Regions from separate parts of the Homo sapiens genome. Here region 1 is linked to region 2. Evidence: chromatin loops called from intact Hi-C (ENCODE). Cell type or tissue: gastrocnemius medialis. All regions are shown on one strand. Links, peaks and the distances in the headings refer to the core of each region. The heading gives the core; the rest is flanking DNA. Region 1 overlaps LINC01482 (long intergenic non-protein coding RNA 1482). Region 2 holds the start of LOC124904049 (a long non-coding RNA gene).

What was found. A loop is a pair of places that touch in the nucleus more often than their neighbours do. Peaks named below come from ENCODE experiments on the same cell type or tissue, not always from the same donor. Only the 100,000 strongest peaks of a DNase experiment are listed, where the experiment ranks them.
Region 1: it touches region 2 in a loop (3-fold over the local background); 3 of 110 quality-filtered maps call a loop at or near these places.

Annotation. Positions count from the first base shown.
Region 1 is chr17:68,638,336-68,646,673 of GRCh38, forward strand. It overlaps LINC01482 (long intergenic non-protein coding RNA 1482), which reads left to right. Exons shown (of 5, transcript NR_110825.1): 2 at 4,335-4,430. Among named protein-coding and RNA genes, the nearest start is that of LINC01482, 14 kb to the left of the region's middle. In gastrocnemius medialis, for the core only: no CTCF peak of the experiment used is centred there; no DNase peak of the experiment used is centred there; H3K27ac peaks cover 250 bases.
Region 2 is chr17:68,693,419-68,701,756 of GRCh38, forward strand. LOC124904049 (a long non-coding RNA gene) reads right to left here and starts at 1,681. Exons shown (of 2, transcript XR_007065887.1): 1 at 1,556-1,681. In gastrocnemius medialis, for the core only: no CTCF peak of the experiment used is centred there; DNase peaks (open chromatin) are centred at 4,783 and 5,543; H3K27ac peaks cover 350 bases.

The sequences.
Region 1 (8,338 bases), core at 319-8,318, 55 kb before region 2:
GTTGGAGTGCAGTGGCACGATCTCGGCTCACTGCAACCTCTGCCTCCTGGGTTCAAGCGATTCTCCTTCCTCAGCCTCCCAAGTAGTTGGGATTACAGGTCTGTGCCATCACACCTGGCTAATTTTTGTATTTTTAGTAGAGACCAGGTTTCATCATGTTGGCCAGGCTGGTCTTGAACTCCTGACTTCAAGTGATCCGCCCACCTCAGCCTCCCAAAGTGCTGGGATTACAGGCATGCATAATATAGATGCACTATAGTTTATTGAACTATTTCCAAATGATGGACATTTAGGTTGTTTTCCCTGTTAAAAATGATGATATAGTCAGCAACAAATGACTTTGTTTCTTCCAGGGACTCTTTCTCTGAGACAAATAATGGAAGTGGAATTGTCAGAGGCATGTGAACCATAGCAACTCCATCTTAAATAGGAGCTGGGTAAAATGAGGCTGAAACCTACTGGGCTGCATTCCCAGACAGTTAAGGCATTCTAAGTCACAGGATGAGATAGGAGGTCAGTGCAAAATACAGGTCATAAAAACTTTGCTGATAACACAGGTTGCAGTAAAGAAGCTGGCCAAAACTCACCAAAACCAAAATGGTGACAAGAGTGACCTCTGGTCATCCTCACTACTACATGCCCACCAGTCCTATGACAGTTTACACATGCCATGGCAACATCAGGAAGTTACCCTATATGGTCTAAAAAGGGGAGGCATGAATAATCCACCCCTTGTTTAGCATCTCATCAAGAAATAACCACAAAAATGGGCAACCAGCAGCCCTTGGGGCTGCTCTGTCTATGGAGTAGCCATTCTTTTATTCCTTTACTTTCTTAATAAACTTGCTTTCACTTTGCACTGCAGACTTGCTCTGAATTCTTTCTTGCGGGAGATCCAAGAACCCTCTCTTGGGGTCTGGATCGGGACCCCTTTCCTGTAACGGAACTGCTGGGTCAAAGGAGGAGTATATTTGAATTATCGTTGCATTTAGAGCAGTGTTTCTCAACCGTTTTTTCTGTTATTATCCTCCCCCCAGAAAAAATTAAATTGAAATTATTAAATTAAAGTAAAATGACAAGCTAATTTAATTGTAAATTAAGTTAATTAAATTACATTAAATTTCTCCCTGATACGAGAAATTAAATACTAAAGAATAAGATTTTGTTGAGTAGGGTTGTAATATTGCCCCCTTTGAGAATGCATGATTCGGATAAACACAAGTTGAAAACTTTTTGTTTGGCGAGTCTATGGAATAGACACATCCCTCTGTTGTAAGGGTTGTAAGATCCAACTCTTGAAACCTGTGCAGCCTCTAGTAATTGTAGCTTGTCTGGAGCCCTTCAAAAATATTTACTAAATGGAACTGAATGTTGATAACACAACGTCTTAGAACATTATCATACCCGCCATAAAGCAGAGCAGATAGACTGGGTTAATTTATTCTCCTTCCTTTTACATTAATTAACATTGTCAAGAATCACTAGAATGTCACTTGATAATTCACAGAGAAAAAACATGGAGAAGAAATAATTGGGCCGGAGGCTGTCACTCGTGAGAGCTTGCTTAGGCATTCCTTTTGCAGAAGCTGTGCATCATTGAGGAGCAGGGAACCTGGCCCATGAGGCTCATTGTTTGACATATGCTCTGTGAAAAGTAGGGTGGCAGGAAAACCTAAGCTGTTGCATTTGCTATGTGAGAAAAAACTTGATGGCCCCGAAAGAAACTGGCCCCCCTGATGTGGGAAAACTGCAAAAGGAAAGGCATGACATTTAGAAATCATTTCTTTAGCTCTGTCGTATGAATCCAGTGATCATATTAGATGTGAAAGGAAGGGGACTTTCAATCATTACAGGAACAAGACAAAAGTCACCAAGCAGAGAGAATAGGAATAGGGGCACAGACACAGCTGTTGTCTCAGTGCTGTTGGGAGAATAAGGATGCTTTTGCCGTCTCTACTGCAGAAAAGCTGTGGTCTAATCTTTCTGCCTTGCACTGGCTGTGTTGCTTGGACAAATTGCTTGGTGGCTCTGGTCCTCAGCTGGGCTGCATGAGCTGGAAGCAAAGGTTTTGCTCAAATCACTTGAGTGGAGAGATTTGATGTCAAAACATTTGGAATTACAGCTGAGAGCTAATAAAATGCTAATGTAGGAATGAAAAGACTTCCTGGAGTTCTAAGTAACATTTTTATGTATGTGTGAACATTTTAATTTTCATATTTATGGTTTCACTTTAAAGTGAATTAGAAAAAAATCACATTAAACTACTGACTTCATAGATAATATTTATTGCTTTGGATGTGTCTCTTAAGAAACAAAATTCATTGTAAATTGACTTAAATAAAAATAACACATAAGGGTTGTATATGGATATGGTTAAAAAAAGACTGAAGGAGTTTTGGAATGAATACGGTTTGGGAAACAGTGACTATGCCATTTTTTTTTCCCCCTAGAATTGGCTCCATGCCCCACCACTTAGCATAGACTGGTCAGAAGCAGTTAAAATCATTCCTTGTGTTTTCTGTAGCTGAGAAGGAAGAACATGGAAGAACTCTCCAAGATGGTTTCAGCACTTTTGTTAGGAATCCAAAACATAAGACATTTTCTCTTAAAAATACTAATAGCTAACTTTTATTGAGGGCTCCTTGTGCCAGGCACTATTCTAAATATTTTATGTATTTTCTTTCATCTAATCCTCATGACAACCCTGGGAACTAAATTCCAGTATTACCCTTTTTTTTTTTTTTTTTTTTTGAGATAGGGTCTCATTCTGTCACCCAGGCTGGAGTGCAGTGCCGCAATTTTGGCTCACTGCAACCTCTACCTCCCAGGTTCAAGCGATTCTCCTGTCTCAGCCTTCTGAGTAGCTGGGACTATAGGTGCACGCCACCACGCCCAGCTAATTTTTGTATTTTTAGTAGAGATGGGGTTTTACCATGTTGGCCAGGCTGGTCTTGAACTCCTGACCTCGAGCGATCCTCCCACCTTGGCCTCCCAAAGTGCTGAGATTACAGGCGTGAGCCACCACACCTGGCTAGTATTATCATTTTTGTCTCCATTTCACAGATTAGGAAATTGAGGTCCAGAGAGCCTGTTGCTTAAGGCTCCAGAGCTGATAAAGTAGCTAGGCTTTGAACTCAGGCAGACTAATTCCAGGGCCTGTCATTTTCTCCATGCCATTCTTATGATTGCAAGACCTCCCAGAATGAGGAATCCTTCCTGCTGGAACAGCTAGGAGTCTCGATTTTTCCGGAAGCTTGAGGCTGGCTTCCTAGACAAGTGCTTCTCACACTTTAATGAGCTTTCCAAATCACCAAGGGATCTTGTGTGAAAACCAGGATTAAGGAGATGTGGGTTGGGACCAGAGATCCAGCATTTCTAACAAGCTCCCAGGCAATGCTGCTCCTGATGATCCCTGGAGTGTGCTTTGAATAGAAAGGTCAAGAGCCTCTTATTTTTATGGAATGCACCTCTCTTGCTTTTTATTCCCCTGCCCTGTCTCCAAGGCATCAACTGAGTTCAGGGTGCACATGAAGTTGGATACAAACCCACGTTGTTGAGACCGGACATTTGGCGATTAGATTCAGCACAGATGTGTCCTCAGATTTCTCCCTTTCTTTGTTGGCTACAAAGGGAGCATATCTAACTCCTCTCAAAGAGAAAAGCAACCAATGGCATCATGTCCATAGGGCAAAGGCTTAGCTCTCCCTTTTTAGGGAAACAAGATTCCTAATACATTGAGAGAGCGTTCAGTGTTAGTCTTGAGCCTTGGGCTGCAAACCTGTTTTTTTAACTTTATGTAACATCTTGGCTCTTTTTCCAAAAAGAAGTGTTTCAAAATTGTTTGACGTCCCTGCTCTGGGATGTCTACAAAGAGACAAATTGTCCTTTCATATGAGTTGACCTGGCAATGAAGCATGGCCTGTCCCTTTTGCTGTCCAGAAATCTCCCAAACTTGTGGCCGGTAACCTCTTCCTTTCTATCCTTTCCGAAGATTCCCTTTGGATGGAAGTCAGCTGTGAATGCTCTCCTGATTTGCATTCAATTGTATAAATTGTCATAGGTACGACTCTTTGTTCAGAAGCTTGAGTGTATGAGAAAAACAACTTATAATGTATTTTTGAAATTCAATCTAATTTATATTTCAATCTCCTATTTCTCTAGGGCGGAAAAATGTAATCTCAGTTAATTTGAGGTTTCTTCCTGCCCTGGCATTGTATTTAAATTCAGGGGAACTGGATGTCTCATGGGTTTTTCTACTTTTTAATATAATCTGGTTATATGGGCATTGGGTAAGATATCTGCCGCCTGATTTGATCCTTCCTCATTGGCCCAAGCATGTCACCACGGAGACTTCCTTGTTCGTGTCTATATGGTTCATACATGGCCTTCCCCTTAATTAAAGATGTCTTCCGAGGAACATTTTGTCTAAGGTAAGAATCCTTTCCAGACTCCTAACATCATAGGCTTTTAAAACATTGGAGCCAGGAAAAATATTGTTTGTTTCTCTGCTTCCTTCTTTAAGCTCAACCTTATGCCCTAACCAATAAACATAAATTAGCTTTGCTGTTAAAAATGGAGAAAAGGCCAAAAAAGAGATACCATAGATACATATTTAAAAAATATCACTTTGCTACAAAATCTAATGTCCCAGATGAATTGCCATGCAATTTGTGCAGATCTATGTACGTTTCTATTCTTTTTCCATGCTGCACCTGTTTAAATGATAGATCATTCTCCTAAATGCTCTTCCTTGTACTTGTCCTTCTCTGCTATGGTTCACTCAGCCTCTGGCAAAGAAGTATGGAACTGGGAGAGGTGGAAGATTCGGAGCTAGAGGAGAAGGAAGGAGGATAATGAAGCACACCTGAGAACTTTGCTGCATCGTGGTTTTGAAAGTGTGGCTTTTACTGTTGCCCATCATATGCAACTGAGTTCAGAGGGCACATAAAGTTGGATACAAACCACTTTGGTGAACCAGACATTTGGCGATTAGATCCAGCGCAGATGCATCTATATGCAAGTTTTTAGTGAGATGAGACATAGTAATGGTGATTAACTCGATTGTTGATATAATACTGGTGGTAAGCTCATTTTAATGTGTAGTTTATTGGAGTTGTTAAGGACATTATTTTCAGAGTAAGAAAGCCACATTTGATTCCTGGCTTTGGCACTTCCACATAGTTGACTTGGGCAAGCTACTAAACCTTCCCAATTATTGCAATGGGAATAACAGTGGTGTCTATATGGTAGGATTGCTGTAAGATTTGAATAAGGTGATGTAATGCACACTAAGAGCTAAGTATAATGAGTGCCTGGCTCATGGCAAGCAGAATGAATGTTAACTTATAATAACAATCATATAAAAAGAGTCAATTTTCTGAAAATTTCCTCATTTTAGTTATCTTTAAGTAGGTCTTTTCTTTGTCCTTATTTCTGAGCATGGAAAAAACCCCAGAGGCAAAGACCATTAGTCAACTGATCTTAAGGACCAGCAGACAAAGCTTCTGATGTAAATTTGCCATCATTCCCTTCACCTCAGAAGTTATGTCTCTAACATATCTTATGTTGAGTGTGCTGACTTAGCAAACCTGATGCCCTAGTTTTAATACACAAGACTTGCAGCATGACCACCAGGAAAATGTTTCCAAATGCTTGTTGTGGAAAGAGTAGTTAGTCTGCACCTGTCAACATCGCAACTGGATTCGTCTCAAAATGCAAGACACATGGTTCGGAAGCTGGCAAAGGAAAGGATATTTTCACCCTAAAAACACAGCTCATTTCCATTAATTGAGTCTGAATAGTCACAAGTTGCAAAGCTCCAGACAGGTTTTCACAAGCCCAAGAGCAGGGACTGACAATATTTACAGCGCTCTAAGCTGAATCGTATTACTAGGAAGTTCATAAACATGGAGGATGCCTGCTCTGCTGTCACTTGTGTGATATCTGGGCTTCTGCTATGATTTTCTGGGCTCCTTTAATCCAGGACCTATGGTTGGGAATGACAAACATCTACCAGTTTCTGAGTTCCAACTCATGTTGGTTGCTATTATGCCACCCAGGTCACTCTCTTGGGAGGTCTCCATGGAGCTCCTCTTTCCATCTCTAGACACTCTCTCAATCCTTGCATGTTTCTCTCATCCTTTCTCTCAGCTTTGCTTTTTTCCCATCTAGTTTCCTCTTCAACAAAACAAAATAAACATCACAGAAATGAACCGATGTCATCCAGTTTGGCAGAAGTTTTGTCTTTATGGGGTATTATAATATTTACCTCTTTCCAAACTTCTTGATATTGAAGTTTCCTCTGACTTCTGTAGGTTCCTCTCTTAGGACTCTATAGAGTCGGGAATTTTAGTCGTTCTTCCACTTACGTCACCAGAGGATGAACATATCTGTTTTTATATGTTGCACAAGGATAGCATAAGAGACAAATGAAGTGTTGTTTCACTTCATGAACAACAAAAGAAAGATAAATAAAGTAGGAACTTTTGTTTTTAGGCAATGATGTGAATGAATTTAAATTCATATTGATTATATAAGCAATAATAATAACACATCGTGGGATTTAAAATATATTTAGATTTAAAATGTAGGCTAATTTAAACATAAATAAGAATGGGGCTGAATGGAGTTAAAGGGTTCCAAGGTCTTTGTCTGGAGAGTAGGTAAAGACACCAATTAATGTTCTGCTTTGATAAGCCAAGGATGCATGTTATAATTTCCAGGTAGCACTAAAAGAATGGTTAATGCACGTACAACTTTCATGCTAATAGAGAAAAGATGTAATAATAAAGAAATCAATTCGAAACAAGATGAGAAAAGACAAAAAAGGAACAAAGAACAGATGGAACAAATAGAAAACACATGATAGATGGTATTTTATCTGCTTGATGACATACTTACTACTGAATTATGTCCCCTTCTCTTCCCCAAATTCATATATTGAAATTCTAACCTCCAATACCTAAGAATGTGACCGTTATTTGGAAATAGTGCCTTTATAGAAGTAATCAAGGTTAAATGTGATCATTAAGGTAAATGTGATCCAAAATGACTGGTCTCTCTATAAGAAGAGAATATTAGGATACAGAGACACAGAGCAGAGATCATGTGCAGACAGAGGGAAAAGATAGCCATTTACAAGTCAGGGAGAGATGCCTCAGAAGAAGCCAGCCCAGCTGATGCCTTGATTTGGACTTCTAGCCTCCAGAACTATGAGAAAACAAGTATGTATTGTTTAAGCTGTCAGGTCTGTGGTATTTTGTTGTGGCAGCCCTAGCAAACTAATACAGCTTCCTAGACATATCAGTATTTATGTCAAATGCAAATGGACTATATGGTCAAATTAAAAGGCTCAAATTGCAATGAAAGAAGACCCTTGTTGGTTACAAGAGACATATCAAGAACACAAGAATGTGGAAAGATTAGAATAAAAAGGTGAAAAAAAAAGATAACACTATGAAAACTCTAACCAAAAGAAATTTGATGTAGCTATGTTAAGATTAAAAATGCTGTTTTTAATGCAAAAAGACTGGTAGAGATAAAGAGGAATTTCATAATGCCAGAAGGATCAATTTACCAAGAAGGTATAAAAATTCTCAATTTGTATAGATCCAGTAATATGGAATCAAAAAGGCAGAAATGAATAGAGTCACAGTCATACTGACAGATTTTTATCACACTTGTCAGTGGCTGATAAAATAAGTAGATATAAAACAGCAATAATACACAAAACTTGAATAATGCAATCAACAAATTTTACCTAAGGACATGTAGAGAATATTGCAGCCAACAACTGGAGAATACTTACTAATTTCAAGCACAATAAAAATTGGCTATATGCTGAAACGTAAAGGAAGTCTCACCAGATTTCATGATGCAAATTATATAGTGTTTGATTTCTAAACACATTTAATAAAGTTGAAAATCAGTAACAACAAATGGTCCTGGAGTAACTAGGCATCTATATGCAAAAAGTGAACTTCAACCTGTACGTTGTACATAAGAATGAACTCAAAATAGATTTTAGATCTAAATGAAAAAGCTAACATTATAAAAAAATTAGAAAAAAAAACAGAGGAGAAAAGTCTTCATGTCTTCATGGCCTTTGGAGAAGAAAAGATTTCTTACACAGATCACAAAAAGGCACTAATCATAAAAATTAGTCATAATAATTGGACTTCATTGAATTTAAAACTTTGCTTTTCGAAAGACACTGTTAAGAATCAAAGAAGCAAGCCACAGACTCAGATGAAATATTTGCAATACTCATATATGACAAATGATTTGTGTCCAGAATGTATAAGTAACTCTTGCAGCTGAATGGTAAGAGGATAACAAA
Region 2 (8,338 bases), core at 301-8,300:
ATGTATATATAGAAAGTATAGCAAAAACATAATAGTAATAGTCTTAAAGAAATGAACTTCAGAATAGCCCTGCCTGAATTGACTTGGGTACAGAAAATCACAGGTGAGACAGAGGAATGGGAACCAGAACCATTTTCCTTTATATCACAAAAACCTCCCTTTTCCCCAGATCTCCTCCTCTCCTTGAAATGATTGTGTCTCTGAACAACACAGCTGCAGCTGTCTGCTCTCAGATTTTTCCCTAAACCTCAGGTCACTGACCTTCAGTGGGCTAGATTTAGTCTCCTGTGGCAGATGAGATTATTGTTCTCAGCTCTTGACTTTCTTCTGCTCTGTGAGCTTGCAGTGAACAGAAGTGGAAGAGAATGCTTCTCACCTTCTTATGACTGAGAAGCATTGATATTTGCTATTGCAAGCCACTCAGTTTTAGGGTCGTATGTTTCTCAGCATGATTGCAGCCAGAACTAATTCACTTCTCAAAAGATAAAGAATTTGGGTTGCCACTGGTCCCACCAAAAGACTTCAAAACATATTACAAAAGAAGGGCTCACCATGGTGGTGAGGGCTTGGAAAGGGGTGAAGACCAGCCAAGACTGATAGTACTTGTGCACGTCAATGTCTCCTTAGAGACTGCGGCGCTCCTTCCAGCCGGCTAGTCTCTTCTCCACCTCTTGTTCATGAAGCGCTGGAAAGGGCCCTGCTGGGGCAGACCTGCAGTGCCTGCAGAGGAGCCAGATAGCATGTGGTTACCAAGTACCACGTGCCCACTCCAAGGCAAGGTGTACTTTCTAAAGCAGGCGGTTCTTGTTCATGCCTCTCGTTTATTAGTGGACTTCCATTTATCTTTCTTAGTCTTCTGTAGGCTTGGGGAGGCAGACCAAAGTTTTCTGTAGGCTTGGGGAGGCAGACACAAAGTTTTCTGTAGGCTTGGGGAGGCAGACACAAGAGCCATCCCCTTATTTGCTGCTGGGAACCTGGGACTGAGCTCTAGCTCTAACTGTGCCACTCACTACGAGACCTTGCCTCGTCACTCATCTCTGCAGTGCATTATTGATTAAGATCTTTTTATAGCCATGAGATTGCATGATTTACGTTAAAAAAAGGCATGACGAGAATGTCATGGGTTGAGAGTCATTCTTCCCAGAGTCAGGAGGTAGGATCTGATGTGTGATGAGGGGTCCTGTCTTGCAATTCTCATCTTGCCTCTATTAGAAACCGAGAAGCAAAGGAACCCCATTTGCCTTCCACTAGGAAAGACACCAACATAGGGTGCCCAGTGAATTCTGCCAACCAGGAAGTCTTCCTTAACAATAGCCTCCTGCCCAGGACAGGTCTACAGGTTGGTTTATCAACAGCAACTCCTGTGCTTGGGGCCACAGCTCCAGCAGCACCAGACTTTGGCTTCCAATTGCTTTGACCCCAGATCTCCGCTGGTTTTCCTAGTTCCTGACTATCTCACTCTCAACTGGTTTCTCTCTTCTGGTCTAGCTCATTTGGACTGACAACAGAGGCCCAAATTTGGCTTGTACATCAGTTTCTCCCTTGGAGCTCATACCTGCTCTTGTTCTGTCCACGTGTGGTCACTGGGAGAATGATGCCCAGCCTAGATTCTTGACCAGAAAACCTTCCTCAGCCATGCTTGACCATCCGCCTTGTGTTCAGAGGAGGCTCAGCAAATGCTACCTCTACCCACATCTTGACTTATTTTATACTCCACACAGCCAGGGGTGTGGTTGGCAACTGGTGGTTGTGGTGAATGGATTCCAGCTTCTGATGGCCGAGCGTGCCCTCCTTTCTGGCTGAGACACCTGGGAGGGTGGGGGTGTGCTAAGGAGTGGGCAGCTGGACACACCACAAGAACCTCATGGCAATTAGGGAGTTAGGCCATTTCCTGCCTCCCACACAGCAGGAAACAAAGATGTGTGTTGTTTTATTTCTTCCAGCATTGACCATAAAGATGCCAGACAGGAACTGAGATAGAAGCTCTGGAGGCAGGCAGGAGACAGAGGAGCTGGCAAAAATCAGAGGTCATCGGGGACTTCAGAGATCAAATATCCTCCTTCTCAGATGAGGAAACTTAGACCCAGCAAAGTGAAAGCAAGCATTTTCCCAAGGGCTGTCACTCTCTTGCATCAAGTTTAAATTAATTTAGGCAGCGTCAGGTTGGAGACTGGGTTCCAAAAAAGGTAGTTTCCAGAGTTCACCTTGAAGAGCAGCAGCTTGATGCCAGTGGACCTCAAAGGGGCCAGCCCAACTGGTCATTCTGATTGGTTCAGAGCTGACCTAGTGCAGAGCTGTGCCTGCAGTGAAACATGAGAGAGGCCTCCATCCCTGGACTTCTCTGGCTCTTCTCTTTCTCCTGATTTGTCATCTTGCCTTTCTTCAGAAGAGTCACCATCGTCATCACCACCATCATCACCATCATCACAACTATCATCACCATCACCATCGTCATCATCATCACTACCATCACCATTATAATTATCATCACCCTCAACATCACCATCACCATCACCATCATCACCACTACCACCATCATCACCATTATCATTACATTTTTACTATAGGAGCTGAAGCTTGCATGTATCTCTTCTTCTGGCTGTATCACCCACTGCCCTCCACCCATTGCTCTCCTGCCTCCTCCTGCCTAACTCCTATTCATCTTTCAGGACCCTAATCTGGGCTTCCAATGAAGTGTCACCTCTACTGCAGGCCTTTCTGGCCCCCAAATCAGAATTAGCTCCTCCTCCTCCGGGCTTCCACACCATTTACTTCAAGGGTCTGTGTCCCCGAGTTGATTTATTGCTTGTGTAAGTGATCAAGTAGAGATACTTAATAATGTCCCACTCAGACTCCAAGGTCCCTGAGAACGATGCCTGCGTTTTATCTTTCTACATGAATTACATGTCATGTAGGAAGTGCTCACCAGGAGTTTGTCACATTAAACGACTAAGTTTTGAAGGAGGACGTTTCTGGATTTTAACATAATAGGAAGAAAGTTAGGATAATACCAAACTTTTCCAAAATGCCTCTTTCACACAAAGCAAAATGAGCCTAGTAACTACAGGATAAGGTATCAGGGGATGAGACTCATAACAGCGTATGTAGTCAACATGGAGCAGAAATTTAGGGTATGGAAGAGGAACAGGGGTGCCCAGGGGGTTGGAAAAAATCATTAGGAATATCAGAAAACCGTTCGATTTTAAGAATTTCTTATTTTTTTTTCTCTTTTTGAGGATTGCTGGAGAGGTTTATTGTGCATTATGACTGACTTCAAGGGCTTTGTTTCTCTCCCCGAGCTGCCCTTACACGGAGGCAGAGAGGTGACGGGGGTGGGTGGGGGTGGTGAGAGTGGGGATGGTGGTGAACAGAAACCCCTTACTCCTGCTTTTTTGGTCTTGGTCTATCACAACACCTTGTTTACTCAGCCCACCCCTGTATAGGGTACATTGTCACTTCTCAGTCTGCAAAGGATAAGAGATAAAAAGGGATCCTTGAAAGACTTACGTCACGCATTAGGAAGCTCTTTGCTATTGGAGAAGACAATTCCCAGCTTCATCCCACAGGTTTGTTGGTGGTCAGACTTGAAGAGATTAATGGTGGATAAACAGGTCCCAGGGAAAGTGGCAGCATCCAATCTGTTGCCAGGAAGCAGGGAGAGAAATGCCACACCGTAGGATTCCATATATGGCACTCACTTCTTCCATGGCTAGATTAGGGGTGCCTGACCTTACAGCATAACAAGAAAGAGGCTTGTGCAGCTGAGAAGGAAGCAGACCCCCAACCCATAGCCAAGAATGAAAACTCTGGTTAGGAGATAAACAGAATCTACCTGATATTCTGATATGCTTTTCTAGAAGTTCTGAGAATGTGATGAACATGGTGGAAAAGTCTCTTTGCCAGGTGCATTATTGGTAAGTTGCTCTGCTAATGCCACATGAGTTGATTCTCATTGTGGGGGTTTTACTGAGTGGAGAAGATAATTAGGAGCTACAATAGGATTGTTTAATTAGATAATTAAAGAATAAATTATGTGACCCTCTCATTTTTCTGTATGTGTACAGGCTTATTATTATTATTATTTTTTACTTTAGTGCAAGGGTCAATCAACTTCCTCTTAAAGGACCAGGTATCAAATATTGTAGGCATTGTGGGCCATGTGGTCTCTGTTGCAATTATACAACACAGCTGTTGGAACACAAAAGTAACAATATGTGAATGAGTAGGCATGGCTGTGTTTCAATAAAACTTTACATATGAACACTAACATTTGACTTCCATATAATTTCCATGTGTCAAAAAAAAACTGTTCATTTGATTTATTTGTCAACCATCTAAAAATGGAAAACCATTCTTCACTCACAAACCATACAAAGTGGTAGAACAAATTTGGCCTGTGGGCTGTAGTTTGCTGACTCCTGTCTTAGGGGATGCCTCAGTGCACCTCCTGTTGTAAGGAGATTGGAGCTAGTTTCCAAGATAGAAATGAGTAATTTTGAAGTTTCCCCAGCAATTTCAAAATCCATTTTCAGGCTAGATAACTGGTCCATGATAAGTCTGAAAAGAAACAAGCCTGGACTTGCCTGCCTAACTCCATTATGAAATCTGTGGCTTCCAGGGACCTTGAAGTCTTCCAGGTCATATTCTAGACTTTATGACCACATTTAAACCAACTTAGGGATACACAGCCCCTGTCTGTTAGAGGAAAACATACCTTAACTCCTAGAGTAAACAATTTCATCCTCATGTCCCTTAAGCACTCATTTTCACACTGGCCAGCTTTCAGGGGTGTGATGCAATCTGACTTCCTAATGTTGTGGATGAGTAGTGTAATGTAATGTAATGTAATGATGTAATGTAATGGAGAGAGTTGTTTATTCCCCTACACATATGCACCAAAGGGGTAAATAATGGCGACTCTCCATTTCTGGGTTTTATTTGACATTTTCCTCTACTGGGCCAGCTATGACCTTAGGTGTGGATCATTTCCTTTTCCCTAGATGGAAGGAGCTGATGTTATGGAGAACGGGGGTGGTGTTTGCTGATGTGGTTCCTGAATGTTTCCAGCAGCCCAGAGTGAAGCACCACTATAACAGAATTTAAAAATAGAGAATAAAGTAAGCTTAATGTAGCAGTTTTCTCAAGACACCAGAGTAGGCATTTAAAAAATAACTCAGGATGATTCTTTCTGGAGTCTGCCAAGGCGCTGAATTCTGAGACCATGGTGGGATTCTGATATTTAAAAAAATGTTCGTTGGTGGGGGTGGGGAGGTGATGGACTGGCATAGTTTAGTGCAGTATCTTGTATCTAGTAGGCTCTCCATAAAGGTTTACTATACAAATGAAGGGGGTGAGGGTTTAGGAGAGCATTTTGTCTGAACAGGAATTCTGGTTTCCTTCCAGCTGAACTGCCTCTTGGGTTGCCTCTCAGGTCTTTGTAGAAACATATGACATTCTGAGGAGTGGAGAGAAGTTCCCCTTTGGATCCCAGGCAATTGGCACGTCAAATCCAGTCTTACTTTTATGACACCAGAGTCCACACGGCTTCCTGTTTCTAACAGCTGCTACTGGCTCAGCATTATCTCAAAAGAGGAATCCAGCTTCCTTGGTTTTTGCCAAAGCCCAAATCAATAAGCATCTGCTTTCTGCTGCATTTGCAATTGGCCCTACTGGCAGCAGGGAATGTTGAGCACGTAGAAGCCATGAGCCCCCACCTAGCTCAGGACTTGTTCTGGATTGTAGAGACTGTTCCTTTGTAGGGGAGAAGGAACTGGGGGTTCGGAGGGGTGGGAGAAGTGGAGGCTGGGGCTCTGTGTTGCCCTGTTTCCTTGTGAGATAACTAGGAAGTCTGGGCAATTTTTAAGTTCCCATCATTAATTACAATTTTGTTTTTTTTGCTGGGGGGAGTGGGCGGAGAAGGAGGGGAAGTTGGAAAGGGGTTGCTCTCTGGAAGTTATGAGACCCTGGAAAGAGAGAAGACATATTCAAAGAAAATTGAGACAAATTTTTTTTTTTTTTTTTTTTTTTGAGGCGGAGTCTCGCTCTGTCCCCTGGGCTGGAGTGCAGTGGCACCATCTTGGCTCACTGCAAGCTCTGCCTCCCAGGTTCACACCATTCTCCTGCCTCAGCTTCCTGAGTAGCTGGGACTACAGGTGCCTGCCACCACACCCGGCTAATTTTTTGTATTTTTAGTAGAGATGGGGTTTCACCATGTTAGCCAGGATGGTCTCGATCTTCTGACCTCGTGATCCGCCCACCTCAGCCTCCCAAAGTACTGGGATTACAGGCATGAGCCACTGCGCCTAGCCAAATTGAGACAAATTCTAAAGATTGTTTATAACCTCAAAATTAGTTCCATGCCCTTGATGCCAGAAGCATTTCTCCTCTGGTACAGAAAAGGCAAGTTTGCATGTTGACATTAGACTCTAGTCTCTTTAAGGTAAAATTCAGGTTCTACTGATCTTTGAAGCCTTGGCATCCAGCATGAAGCATGACATAGAGTAGGTGCTTAATACTTGTAGGTGACAGAGTGAACATCAGATGAGCAAGCAGAATACATGCTGAGCACCATCAGCTTTTCTGGATATGTGGGAAATTTAATCTTTTCTCAATACGATCCCAGCCTTTCTCTACCCAGAGACAAGCTGTTATCTGCAAAAAGTAGCAGAATTACATTCAACATCCAGACCTGCGATAGTGGCTTGAAAAGGTGTGCGACGTGTTGAATTTCAATCCCTTTGCTGAAAATAAATGGAAAAATGTGTTATCGCTGCTCGTGTCTCTTTGGCTTATCATGTCTTTAACAGTTTTGTTAAAAAGGGAATTCAGTCTTCAGACCACTGGGAAACTATCAAGCTTTGGCTAGAGCAGGAATTTTCAACCCTGGTGGTATGCTGGAGCCTCCTGAGGGGTTTAAAAGAATCCCAACACACAGGTGCACTCTACACCAATTGCATCTGAGTTTTGGCAAGTGGGATCCTGGACAAGCTCTCCAGGTAACTCAGATGTGGGCAGCCTAGGCTGAGACACCCCTGAGTTGGCATTTACCCATGCTGGAGCACTAGCGCCAAATAGCTGCTCCTCCGATTGCAAAATAGCAGTCAAACCAGGGGGCTCTGGAGAGTGGAAATAATAATCCTGTGGATTACAGTATTTGATTACAGTCAGCACTTTTTATTTTTGGCAGTGGTTCCAACAAGTCAAGCAAACCCTGAATCTTTATATAAAAAAGTCATTTAGTTGGATTAAAGCTTTATTGCTTTTTGCCAACTTTTGAATTGGGTGGAAACTATTAGTGCTAGAGAAATGTCATGATTTCTTTCAGAGCAAGGTTTGTGTTACAGTTTTCCGAATCCCCAGCTCCTAGAATGAGGCCTGCCATGTGGTAGCTAGTCAAAAACGCTACAATAATTACAGTAGCTGCTGCTTGCTGGGTACCTACTGTTACACTGAACACCTCATGTAATCTTCAAAACAACCATATGAGGTAGGTCCTATTAGTATCTTCCTTTAGGAAGGTGAAGAAGGCAGAATTCTAAGACGATGCCAACATTCTGCCCCCTATTGTGCCTGCCCTATATAATCCCCTCTCCTTGAATGTGGGCCAGACCCATGAATATGATGGGATGTCGCTCCTGTGATTATATGATGGCAAAGGTGAAGAACTCTTGCAGATGTGACTAAGTTTCCTTATCAGCTGACTCTAAAGTAATCAAAAGGGAGCTTATCTTGGGTAGGCCTGGCCTTATCAGGTGAGCCCTTTAAAAGAAGTGTTAGAGATTGGAGGCCTGCTAATAAGCAAGTCACCGTGAGTACTAATGCTGTAAGGAAATAGATTCTGCTGACATCCCAGAGCTCCAGATAAGACTCTGAGTAAGAGGACTTAGCTAAGACACCCAGATTCCCAACCCACAGAAACCATGACATAATAAACAGGTGTTGTTTTAAGCCACTAAATATGTGATAATTTGTTATGCAGCAATAGAACACTAATACACCAGTGGAAAAGTCATGATACAGAGAGGTTAAAGGGCTTGGCCAATGATCCACATTATGAGCTGGTGGAGCTGGGAGTGAAACCCTGACATTTCTGACCCCAAGCTGTTTAATCATGTCACCATCACCACCATTTATTTATAAAATGAGGCTCATTTGCACTAGCCCACTGGCTTTCTGAAAGCTATAAACTGGGACAAAACCAAGGTGGATTCAAAGTCTTGCTTGCTTTGTGCAATGATGTGGAATTAGAGGCAGGAGCTGCCAGCATATGCCACACATGTGGAGGGTCAGGGCCAGAGGCGTGGAAATGGTGTCTTTTCCAGATCCACACTCCAAGCTG